Linked DNA regions of Homo sapiens: region 1 is linked to region 2. A link is a contact called in ENCODE Hi-C data. All regions are on one chromosome and are shown on one strand. Each heading gives the region's core, a stretch centred on a gene start or an enhancer-like site at or near the end of the contact. The rest is flanking DNA. Distances are from core to core; before and after follow the strand shown. Region 1 holds the start of RPS14 (ribosomal protein S14). Region 2 overlaps CAMK2A (calcium/calmodulin dependent protein kinase II alpha).

Region 1 (5,921 bases), core at 2,078-4,577, 230 kb after region 2:
ATTTAGACCCTAGTTTAAATTACACTTTATCACCAACTCCTTACTTGTGCTTCCTGGCATTTGTCACAAATGAAAACCACATACTCCCTGGTGCTCTGTTGTTTAAAGTCTGACTCTCCCACCAGCCTCGGTCCCACACAAGGAGGGTAGAGACCATGTCTGTTTCCCCATCACTCTCTTCTAGTACCTGAAACACAGCTCCTAGTATACAGTGGGTGCTCAACACTGAGCTGCTGGGGGGTGTACACAGGAGCCAATTATTAAGTATGTATATGCCTAAAATATCTTGTTCAAGGTCACAACAAAAAACCCAAACCTCAAATCCAGGTGCTCCAGCACCCAAGCCCAGCAGGTTTTCTACCACCCAGCCATCCCCTCTGCGACTCGTACCTATTTCCTCCTGTGGCCCGGAGTTTGATGTGTAGGGCGGTGATACCCAGCTCCTTGCACCTCTGGGCCACATCCTGGGCAGCCAACATAGCAGCATATGGTGAGGATTCATCTCGGTCTGCCTTTACCTTCATCCCACCAGTCACACGGCAGATGGTTTCCCTGGGGACAAAAGCACAGGGTCATTTCTTCCTCGTCCAACAAGGAGTGCTTACGATATCCTAATGAGTGAAGAGCAACACAGCTCAGTCATGGTGGAGGATGATGGTCATGGGCTCTGCCCTCATGGAGTTCAGTCCAGTGGGGTTGAATGGCCCAATATAGCTATACTCAGTATTAACATTTTATATATCTACTTTTGCATTTAATCCTTACCATTACTCCACAAGGTAGACATTACTGTCCTAATTTTACATATGAGGAAACCAAAACTCAGAATCTGAGTGATTTCACACAAGTCACAACTTGCTAAATGGCCGTCGAACCCGCACCCAGAGCCCACTTGCAGTCCACTGCTGCTCCTGCAAAGGGAACTAGGGAAAGAAGATAATTCCCAAGAAACCAAGGATTCAATGACCATCACGCTGTAAGGACGAAGAATGTGTCTCCTCTCTTGTAACCCCTGGGAAATCACAATATTTGTGGGCTAAATGGACAAGCACATTTTCTTACCTGGACAAAACAGCATTTCTTTAGAGAGAATCCCCTGAACTGCTAGCCCGTCCCAGCCATTGCCTTCCTCAGCCTTTTGCCAGCTGGATGCCTCTCCACCCAGGTACTCACTTGCCAGAAAGATCAGTGACATGGACAAAAGTGTCATTGAAGGATGCAAAGATATGGCAGACACCAAATACATTCTCTCCTTCAGCCACCTGAGGTCCGAGGCTGATGACCTGTTCTTCCTTCTTTTCCTTCCCCTTTCGAGGTGCCATTTCTGAGTGGAAGGAAAAGAAACTCAAGGTTAACAGACAAAACATTTCCAGAATCCCTTTCCCCTGGCTATTAAATGAAACCCTAGTCCTGCTTCATGTCCCTGTCTTCTTCCATCCAATACTCTACTGTATTCTCTCATTTCTGCCTCACTAAAACTTCTTTCTCCTTGCACTTGGGGGGGTATCAACTGTGGCCACATGGCAAAGTACCATGAGAAGTATCCTTTCCCCAGAAACTACCAACAGCTCAGCTCACAGCACCTACAAGATAGAAGCCTAGGGATCTAGCAGCAGATGCCTGAAGGCTGCACCCCAAAAGGCAAGAAGAAACCCAAGACCAACAGCTACCCATGTACTGGTACCATTCCTAACACCCTTCATGGGGCGAGGGAGCTGCTTGATTCCTGCATGAACTCCTCAGCTTAGAATTCAAGGGACCCTTACCAACACAGCCCTCAAGCCTCTCATCTCCTGTTTTCCTGTGCTCCACCTGATCCCTTCAAAATGTTCAAAAATGCAACTGATTTGACTCCCACAACTATTTAGAACTAAATCTTTGTCACCAACATCAAATATCAAAGGCACTAAAATATATCCAAAAGGCAGGCTAATGGAAAAGACCCATCTCAGAAATCTGATGGGTCCTGAGACTAAATAACTCTAACCTATTATGACCTTCATAATAATTGCAATCATACTGTCACAAGATCTAAGGGAGAGAGAAACTGACAGGAGGAAGGCGGGTGAGAATGAATGAGAAAGTGGAAGGCTAGGATAAGACTGCTTCCGGCCTAAAGCCCCAGGCCTTCTGAACCTCCTGGTGTTCAGAACAATTTAACATTTTCAGAAGACACTAACACTAATCGATATCCTGCAGATGGTGAAGATAGAGAGTGTCTCAGCCTATGGTCACAGTAAAGACAGTGGCAAAACCAAACATAGAAACAACGTGTCCTGACTCCCAGCCCAGCACTCTCTGCCTCCTGCCAAGATGCCTCTACACCACAAATAACTACCCTAGTCTGTCTCAGGTGTTCCTAGATCTCTCCTCTGCCTTCCCTATATAAACTTTAGTTAAGTGTGTGACCACAGTAAGTACTTCAAGTGTAAGTCTTGGGTGTACGAAGTTAAATGTTCCTATCTTCAAATCAGACCAATGAGCACGACCCAGTGCGTTAACTATTGTAAGGAACGCGCCACAGGAGAGAAGCCCAAAGTTCTGCCTCGAGAAGCATAGAAAGGCTCCAGCATATCTCAAATACGTAAGCATGAGTATGTTTCGGCATGATGGCCATTCAGTAAATGCCAATTTGCAGTTTCTCCGTTCCTAACATCCCCTAAAGTAACGAGCAGAGTGGTCATCAGGAGTATATAAACGCAGGGCAAGCGCACAGCAAACATTGGTGCTGGGCCCTGAGCGCCCAGAACTTGCAACGTGCCCGACTCAGCAACGGAAAGAATCGCCCAGATTTAGAAGCATCCAACATAGTGCGAGAGTTTTCCCTGCTTTCCTTCTTTGAATGATCACTACAAACCCATGGGATCGGTGCTATTGTTATTCCTATTTTGCAAACGAGGAAACAAACGAGATTAGGCGTGGGCCTGCGATCACCAAGAAAAAAGTTTGGCGAGGTAGAGGCGGGAGCCCACGTCTGTCCCGGGTTCCCTCAACTACGCTGTGCAGCTCAAACGCGGCCGTGGCCGTGGCCGTATTGCGGGGCCGAGGCCTTAAAAGGCTGGACCCGCACTCACCCTTACTTCACAAGCTCCTCCCTGAAAGCAAAACGGGCCTTCTGAGACCAGGAACGAACTCAATCCCGAGTTGGCCAGGATCCAGGTGGGCCAGCCGCGCGTCTCTTGCCCGGCACCTAGCTCGGTTCCCACGGAAAGACCCCCGTCTCTCGTCCCAAGCCCCACAGGGTCCCCTCGCCGCAGGATGCCCCCCGATTGTCGCGCCCGGGCCTCCTACCTGCACGTCGTCTCCAGACTCCACACCGGAAAGAGAGAGTGGGAGGGGGCGGAGCGACGGGGGTCACTTCCGTGTCCCGGAAGTATACCTCTGAGGTCACGGGGCGAGGTCGGGTTCCGGAAGACGCCGGCATTATTCCTCCCAAAGAGTTTAAGACTCGTCATAAGGAAAGACGGTTTATTACTTAAGGGAGAGCGAAAAGAGGTAGAGGGCTGGTTGTCGCTGCGAGCGGGTCGGCCTAAGCGACAGTACGAAGCGGCTACACCCGCGGGGTGAGGTGGGCCTGTATTCCATGATGGCGGTGGTCGTGGCTAGACAGACTTCCGCCATCCTGACTCCCGCCCTGGCAGCCTTGGAGCGGCAGCGCCCCTTGTGTGGAGCAGGGGAATAACAACAACAAAACGGCCTTAATTAAAGCTAGGGTGGCGCCGGCCTGTGGTCCCAGTTACTCAGGAGGCTGAGGATCGCTTCGTCCAAGTAGTTCGAGGCCAGCCTAGGCAACATAGTCGGGGAAAACACACCGTAATCACTTACTTTGGCATATTATATAATGGGCAAAATAAGAATAAATTATTCAATATGTATTTTCAGACCGGTCTGGGCTAAACAGTTTATATGCATTGCTTCATTTACTCCTCAAGACATTATCAAATAATTTTGATTTCCCTCTTACAGATAAAGGATGTTAACTGAGAGCACACCTTTGCAGAAGGGTTTGGAATTCTAGCTTCAAAGCCCTCGTGTTTAATAGCTACTTCCACATAGCCCTCTAATAACAATATACATGTATATATTTCGACCGAATCTTGTTCTGTAGCCAAGGCTGGAGTGCAGTGGCGCAATCTCGGCTGACCGCAACCTCTGCCTCCCAGGTTCAAGCTATTCTGCCTCAGCCTCCCAAGTAGCTGGGACTACAGGCGCGTGCCACCACGCCCGACAAATTTTTTGTGTGTGTGTATTAGTAGAGACGGGGTTTTACCGTGTTGACTAGGGTGGTCTGGATTTTCTGACCTCGTGATCCACCTGCCTCGGCCTCCCAAAGTGCTGGGATTACAGGCGTGAGCCACCGTGCCCAGCCTCTAATAACAATATTGAAGGACCTTGAAGGCTTGGGAGAATATGTCGGAGCTGTGGGGAAGGGCCAAGAAGTGTACCTCACAGAGCTAGGCAAGCGGTAGATACATTTTATCTATGTACTATATGTAATATTTATATGGAATATATATAGTATTTTTGTATTACATACTATATAAATATTATAAATATATTTTAAATATATAAATATATCCCGTGGCTCCAGCCTGGGTGACACAGCGAGACCCTGTCTCAAAAAAAAAAAAAATTTATTCTGCTAAACTGAAAAACTCAACATACCTTCTTTTTTTTTTTGAGACGGAGTCTGGCTCTTGTTGCCCAGGCTGGAGTGCAGTGACGCCATCTTGGCTCACTGCAAGCTCCGCCTCCTGGGTTCAAGTGATTCTCCTGCCTCATCTCCCGAGTAGCTGGGATTACAGGTGTGCGCCACCACACCCGGCTAATTTTTGTATTTTTAGTAGAGACGGGGTTTCACCATGTTGTCCAGGCTGGTCTCGAACTCCTGCCTCAGGTGATCCACCCGCCTCGGTCTCCCAAAGGGCTGGCATTATAGGCGTGAGCCAATGCACCCAGCCTCAACATACCTTCTCGTTGCATTGCATTTCTTCGATGATGAGTGACGTCAGACATCTCTTTACGGATTGTTTTAACCATTTGCATCTCTTCTGTGAAATGTCTGTATTTTTTGAAGGAGAGGGCTTTTTTGTTTTAATGAGCTTCCCAGTATGTTAGCAGAGACTGGAGTATTGTGGAGTGAGTTCCGCTTTGATTAAGAGTTGTATTAAACAGACCTCCAAACCTCATGTGGCTTCATGGAGGGAGCAAGCCTTGATCTTATGGCTGAAGGCAGCCCACACAATCACCTCAGGACAAATTTTTCCACAGGGAAGCCTATCTTTATCCCAGAAACCATCAAAGTCACTGCTTTCAAACTCCACTTTATTTAATCAACATATTTATTGTTTCTGCAGTTATTAGCTATGGTTCTTTGGGCAAAAATTGTAACCTCTCTGGGCTTCAGTTTTCTCATCTGTGAAATGGGATGATAATAGCATATTTTTATTTTTATTCATTTTTTTTTTTTTTTTTGAGACAGAGTCTCACTGTTGCCTTCCCCTGCCTCAGCCTCCCTAGTAGCTGGGACTACAGGCACACACCACCACACCCGGGTAGTTTTTTTTTTTTTTTTTTGTATTTTTAGTAGAGACGGGGTTTCACCATGTTGGCCCAGGCTGATTTCGAACTCCTGACCTCAGGTGATCCAGCCCCCGCGGTCTTCCAAAGTGCTGAGATTACAGATGTGAGCCACCGCGCCTGGCCGATAATAGTACATTTTTAAATGTATGTTGAAAACTTCAGGGCTCAGTGGCTCACGCCTATAATTCCAACACTGTGGGAGACTGAGGCAGGAGGATCACTTGAGCTCAGGAGTTGGAGACCAGTCTGGGCAACATGGTGAAACACCTTCTCTACAACAAATAGAAAAATTAACCAGGTATGGTGACCTGCACCTATAATCCCAGCTACTTGGGAGG
Region 2 (5,621 bases), core at 188-2,687:
TCCCACCCACTCCATGCAGCCTTCTGCTGGGGACCATGCCACGGGAGCTAGGGAGGGGAGCAGCACCCCTCTTCGGAGATGGATTGGGATTGGCTCTGCCTAGTAGGAAGGAAGTCTCAGTTCTCTTGCAGAATGAGTTTAAGGATTCAGAGCCCTGAAGGTTTTTCCAGTGAGCCAAATGCCCTGCCCAATCACTAGGAGTAGGGGGATACAGGGTGAGCGTGGGCACAGCAATAAAATCATCACAGTCCCAAGCCTGGCTTGACCTTGATTCTGCTGATCCGAGGTCAGGGTCTCAGAGAGCTTTGGGGCTTAGGGTGGTAGGACTTAGAGGCAGGGGAGGGGCCTATGGTCAATATTGATCTAGCTGAGTCAGGGGAGGACAGGGAAGTGGGAAGCCTGGGGTGGGGCTCCCTGATAACTGCATCTTCAGGCTGCCATTGTGACTGTGGAAACGGGGTGGGGACAATGCGGGGAGGGGGAAGGGATGCTCCATGCAAATTCCCAAACCTGGGCTTTTACTAAAACTACAGCTGCCTGGACCCCTGCCCAGAAGAATGGCTCTTATTCTGTGAGGGTGGGGCCCAAAACATCTGTGTGTTTAGCAAACTCCCTGGTGAATCTGCAGCAGCCAGCTCAGTTCTCACATATGGGGCCCACAGGTTCAGTGTCATTGTAATATGAGGAAACGAAGGCCCAGAGAGGGGATGTGACTCCTCCAAGGTCACTTTGGGAGAGGATGCTGACAGTCCTCCCTTTTCTCCTGGAAGGAAGGAGTCATCCCCCTCCAGCTCCCTCCACCTCCAGTTGAGGCCCTGGGTCTGGGAAGGAATGGCTGGGCCAGGGCGTCCTGAGGGAAGTGGCCTCTGAGACTTTGGTGGCCCTGGGTGGAGAAGGGAGGGCAGGGCTGGTCCCAGGAGGAAGGACAAGGAGAGGGCATTTCCACGGGACTGGACCTGCCCCACCCTGCCCTATGCACACCCCCCAGCACCTGCCAGGGGATGTTTCCTGAAAGATTTAGCACAACCCATGCCCTGAGAAGGCACCACATCATGGCAGATTCGGGGCTCACTCAGCCCTTAGACACCTCCGGCCCCCATGGCCTCCTCCCAAGCCTGTTCTGCTCACCCTGCCGCCACAGTTCTGGGCTCCCAGCCTTTGCTCTGGCCTCCACACTCTCCCTGCCTCCATCCCATCAAGCACCCCACGAAGTTTTATCCAGCCCAGTCACCATCTCTCCTTCTCCTTCCTCTGGGCTCCTGCACACTTTGCACCTCCAGATCCAGCCCCCATCCCAGCCTTCCTTGAGTTCTTGCTCTTTGCATGTCTCTCACTGTCTGGAATGGCATCAGAGATTCTTGGGGGACAGAAGTCATGAGACAGGTCTAGCTTATCACTGAGCCCTCCTTGGAGCCCAGCCCAGCCACAGCATGCCCCAGGGAAGCAGGTGTGGGAAGCAGGTGTGGGAAGCAGGTGTTCACAGCAGCTGAGAGCCTCAATCTCACCTCCCTCCCTCGTGCCCTGGGCCATCTTGGGTGGGTTCCTTTCCTCTGGGCACCTTCTTATTAACGGAATAAAGAGAATAGTAGTGCCCTCAGTGGAGGGGTATGCTGAAGATTGAGAGAGCACCTATAAAAGAGGTGGGGCGTGCCTGGCACTCAGTCAGTTCCCACTGTTAACCGTTGTTATTTCTGGGTGGGTGGAATACTCATGCCCACACAGCCTCCACTCCTCCTTCATTCCAGGGGCACATCTGCTAGGGGTCTTCTCTATGCAAGAATGACAGTATCTGCCACGTACATCCGGAGCACGGACAAGATGCTGTCCTGCCTTCAAGGAGCACACAGTTCTGCAGAAACTTGCTTAGGTGACTTCAAACCAGAGATCTGTGGTGAGGAAGGTGGAGCAGATTGTGGAAGCCCATGGAGGGACCTAGCCCAGGGACGGGGGAGGCTGGGGAGGGTGAGGGAACTTCCCAGAGAAGATGCTGGAGCCATGTCCTGAAGGGTGAGAAGGTGTCACAGTGCGCTCAGTGGGAAAATGCAAGGGAAATGGCCCTCTGCAGTGCCCTTTGGAGTATGGAGACTGTGGGTGTAGACAACCGAGAGAGAAGACAGTAGCTGGAAGGGGACAGAGTGTCAAAAGGGGAGGAGGTCCTAAGAATCCCAGTCACTCCTCGCTGGCTGTCCAGAGACCAGGGACAGGGCAGCACCGACCAGGGCAGGGGAGGCCCCTGGAGGGAACAGAGCACTGTGCTCTGAGTTAGAAGGCTGGGGTGAGCACTGGTCAGAGTCTTGCAAGAAGTCTCTTTGCCTTTGAGTCTCATCATTTTCATCTTCAAAATAGGACTGTTGTAACTAGGACAAGAGGTGTTGTGAAAGCACTTTGTGAACTGTAGAGCATCATTCTCCTGTGAGATAATAATAGTGTTTTAAGTGGAGTCGGTACTTTTTGAGAGTTAAAGGATATCTCACAGGGCATGGTAGACGTACTAGGGCCAAGGACTGCCTGAAACCTGCTCCTGTGCTGCCACCTGCTGGTGAAGGGACACAATGACCACCCAAGCCCTCAAAGCTTTCTGCAGGGGCCAGGCAGGAGCCACTGGGGCAAGTGAAGGCAGGGCTGGGAGGACGCCTGCCACTAAACCCTTGAGGACATCGGTGATGTCCGCAATAATAAAAAACTCTTCATTTTTTACTATTGGCATCTAATTCAAATTTAAAACATCATCCGCAAAGGTGGCAAATGGAAGCCCCCAAGCCTCTCTTGCTTTTCTCAGCCTTGGCCTGTGTTCTTACTGTGAAGGTCCTCCCCTGTGTGCAAGGGGCACACTCCCTATAGACACTGCCCCTGGCCATTCCACACACCAGCAGTGAGGATAGACCCGGAAGGCAGCTGGTGCAGGGATTCTGGAGTGCCAGGCACCCGGAGTATGGTCTAGAGGGAACTGTGGGCTCCGATGGGCACCTTTCCTTGGCCCCGTGGCATCCAGGCCTCTGGGCAATGGATGGGTGACCAGCTTGTCTGGTTGGCCTGGTGCTGTCCTGTTTTGAGCACTGAAAATCTCACACAGGTATCTGGGAAGGTTGGCCACTCTACCGTGGCCTGAAGGTGGCCAAAGCCTCTGCATCACCACTTTGGCTCTGCCCTGCCAGAAGCCAGCAGCTCGGGCTCCAAGGACCAAAGTGTCCCAGGCACTAGGTCCAGACATATGTTTATGGGTAAAGAGACCCTTCCTCCCCTTCCCCATTCTTTAAAGCACTCTCTGGCATGGTGAGTCCTGAGCACTCATCTGTGAGGCTGGGCTGAGGGAAGAGAATGGGTGGGGGACTTGTGGAATAACCTCCACATTGTACAGGGAAACTGAGGCCCAGAGGAGAAGAACCTTGCCCCAGGGCCCAAGAGAGGCTTTAGCTCTTGGCTGCTCAGGCAACCCATAGCCACCCCTTTGCTCTTGTTGAGGGTACCCCCATGTGCCTGGGAGAAAGCTGACCCCATCCCTGGCTCTACAGGTGGGGCATGTGGTCCAGGCATAATCCCACAGTGACTGGCTCAGCCTTGAGCATGTGACCACAGTTGGTCCAATCAGAATGAAGACCAGGACTTTTATTTTGCCATGGGGCAGATCTGGAACTGGAAACTAACAAAAACCTCCCAGCTCAGGGGCTTGACCAAGACAGGGACACACAGAGTGCACAGAAGTTTGTAGCTATTTATTGCACTGAAAACACCAAGAATAAAACAAACGCCCCTTCTTCCCATCCCACCCGCCCCCCCCAATAGCAGAAAGTTTGAGCAGTGTTCATTCAAGTTCACAGCCACATATTTTTAAAAAAGAAAAGAAAAAAAAAAAGAACTAAAACAAAACCCCAAACAAATAGTAACAAAGAAACCAGCACGGGGAGTCTGGCAAACTCATCCCCCAAAAGGGTCTCCCTTTGAAGGGAGACAGGAGGCCTTGGGTCAGGATTCGCACCATGGTGGGCACAAACCCAGGAGAACACTTTCCTGTAAACGTGTTTTCATGCTGGAGCCAAGGTTTTGACTTGGGTTTGGATTTTTATTTATTTATTTATTATTATTATTATTATTATTTTGCATCTAAAGGATGTTTTGGAGGAGCACAGAGTTTGTCTGGTGAGGGTAGGCTCTGGGCAGATTTTTCTGTGAGTCTCCCCTGCCTGCCACATCAGGATCATCCCTGGTGCCCTGTGGTGGCACCAGGTGGCTGCCCACCCACAGGCGTGGCCTTCACAGTGGGGGCCATCTCAGCCTGGGGTAGCGATCTGCCTCCACTTCTCTGGCACTTGGAGAGTGACACAGTGGACAGGAGGTGTGTCAGCCAATGAAAGGCAGGACCTCAGGCTCCTCCAGCTCAGTTTCCTCTGGCAGGGAAACCAAGCTCCAAAGAGGGAAAGGAACTTGCCCAAGGTCACACAGCAAGTCTGGTCAGAGCTGGGAATTGAAGCCTACTCACCCCAAATCACTGCTCTTTCCCCTGCAGTCCACTGCTGAAAAGCAGTTGACAGGCACCGACGAGGGGAATCAGGGGCAGGTGGGGGAGGGGATGGAGCCTGACCAGGTCTAGAAGTAAACAGGAGTCCAGCCAGTGACTATCCCTGCCAGTTCCTGCAGGTAAATTAGGCTTCACATAGCCAGACGTTTGCTCCTTCATCGGCTGGATGGGAACAAAGAACCCTTTTAACCAATGAGGGAACTGAGGCTGAAGAAGAGCTCAGACCTTGCTCGGTAATTACAGCAGCCCCTGGTGAAGGCCACACCCTCACCCTTGACTGGGGATGGCTGTAGGGAACTGGCAGCTCAAAAGGGGACAGGTGGTTTTGCCCCTGGGATAATGGGATCACTGGGCCTTACTGGGAAGCCCTCTGGGCCTGGGGCAGGCCAAGAGCCTGCCCCTGGGCCTGGGCAGCAAGGTCTCTGCCAAGGACAGAGGCCAGTGATGGACCAGCTTGGAAACCAGGAGGCCTGGGCAGCATCTCTCCTGGCCTGCAGACCTGGCGTTGCCTGTCTCACCTGGGCCTGGGCAGCAGGACTTGAGAAAAGAACCCAGCAGACAGCTGGTGATTGGGGAGAGCTCAGAAAATCTCGGATCAAACATCCTCACCAGTTCTGCTCCAACCAACACCCAGGAGGGTCGAGGGTACCGGAGCCTCCTCCAATCCCTGGGGACGTGGCTCTTCCTCCCCTAAAATCCTCCAGAGGGGACAGTATCTCATGCTGGCAAAACACGGCCACACAGAGGCCAAAAGCACAGAGAGGCAGCAACATAATTCCGAGTCGGACACTGAGAATACAACCTCTATTTTTTTTTTTAGTCCAAAACATGTAGATTGGTTTTGTTGAGTGTTTTCTTCTTTTTGTTTGTTTTCAACATACTTACTGCGTATAAAGTCATGCAAAGAAAACAGTGCAGACAGTAGATCCTAGTGGATGTGCCAAGGTATTCCACTCAGAGTCAATCCCAGGGAAAGAGGGAAAGAGGAAAAGAAAGAGAGAATGCGAACCCGAGGCTGCAGGATGAGGCATGAAGAGTAGAAATTCCCAGTGCTTTGCTGTGGTCATCAGACGCCAAGGGGAGAGAGGCAATGAAGACACACGCT

What was found. A loop is a pair of places that touch in the nucleus more often than their neighbours do. Pooled maps may share reads with other maps.
Region 1: a loop to region 2 is called in a pooled map, with 3 times the contacts of the local background. The contact joins the promoter of RPS14 here to the enhancer-like site in region 2. A Hi-C loop is called at or near these places in 1 of 50 pooled maps.

What each region holds. Positions count from the first base shown.
Region 1 is chr5:150,446,412-150,452,332 of GRCh38, forward strand. It overlaps RPS14 (ribosomal protein S14), which reads right to left and starts at 3,328. Exons shown (of 5, transcript NM_005617.4): 1 at 3,292-3,328; 2 at 1,174-1,324; 3 at 391-552. The coding sequence starts at 1,322. RefSeq lists enhancers at 2,845-3,783, 3,397-3,716.
Region 2 is chr5:150,215,799-150,221,419 of GRCh38, forward strand. It overlaps CAMK2A (calcium/calmodulin dependent protein kinase II alpha), which reads right to left. Exons shown (of 19, transcript NM_015981.4): 19 at 3,693-5,621. Among named protein-coding and RNA genes, the nearest start is that of SLC6A7, 29 kb to the left of the region's middle. Within about 2 kb of position 1,438, at least 2 of the 41 ENCODE cell types and tissues checked have a DNase peak (open chromatin) inside an H3K27ac peak, as active enhancers do.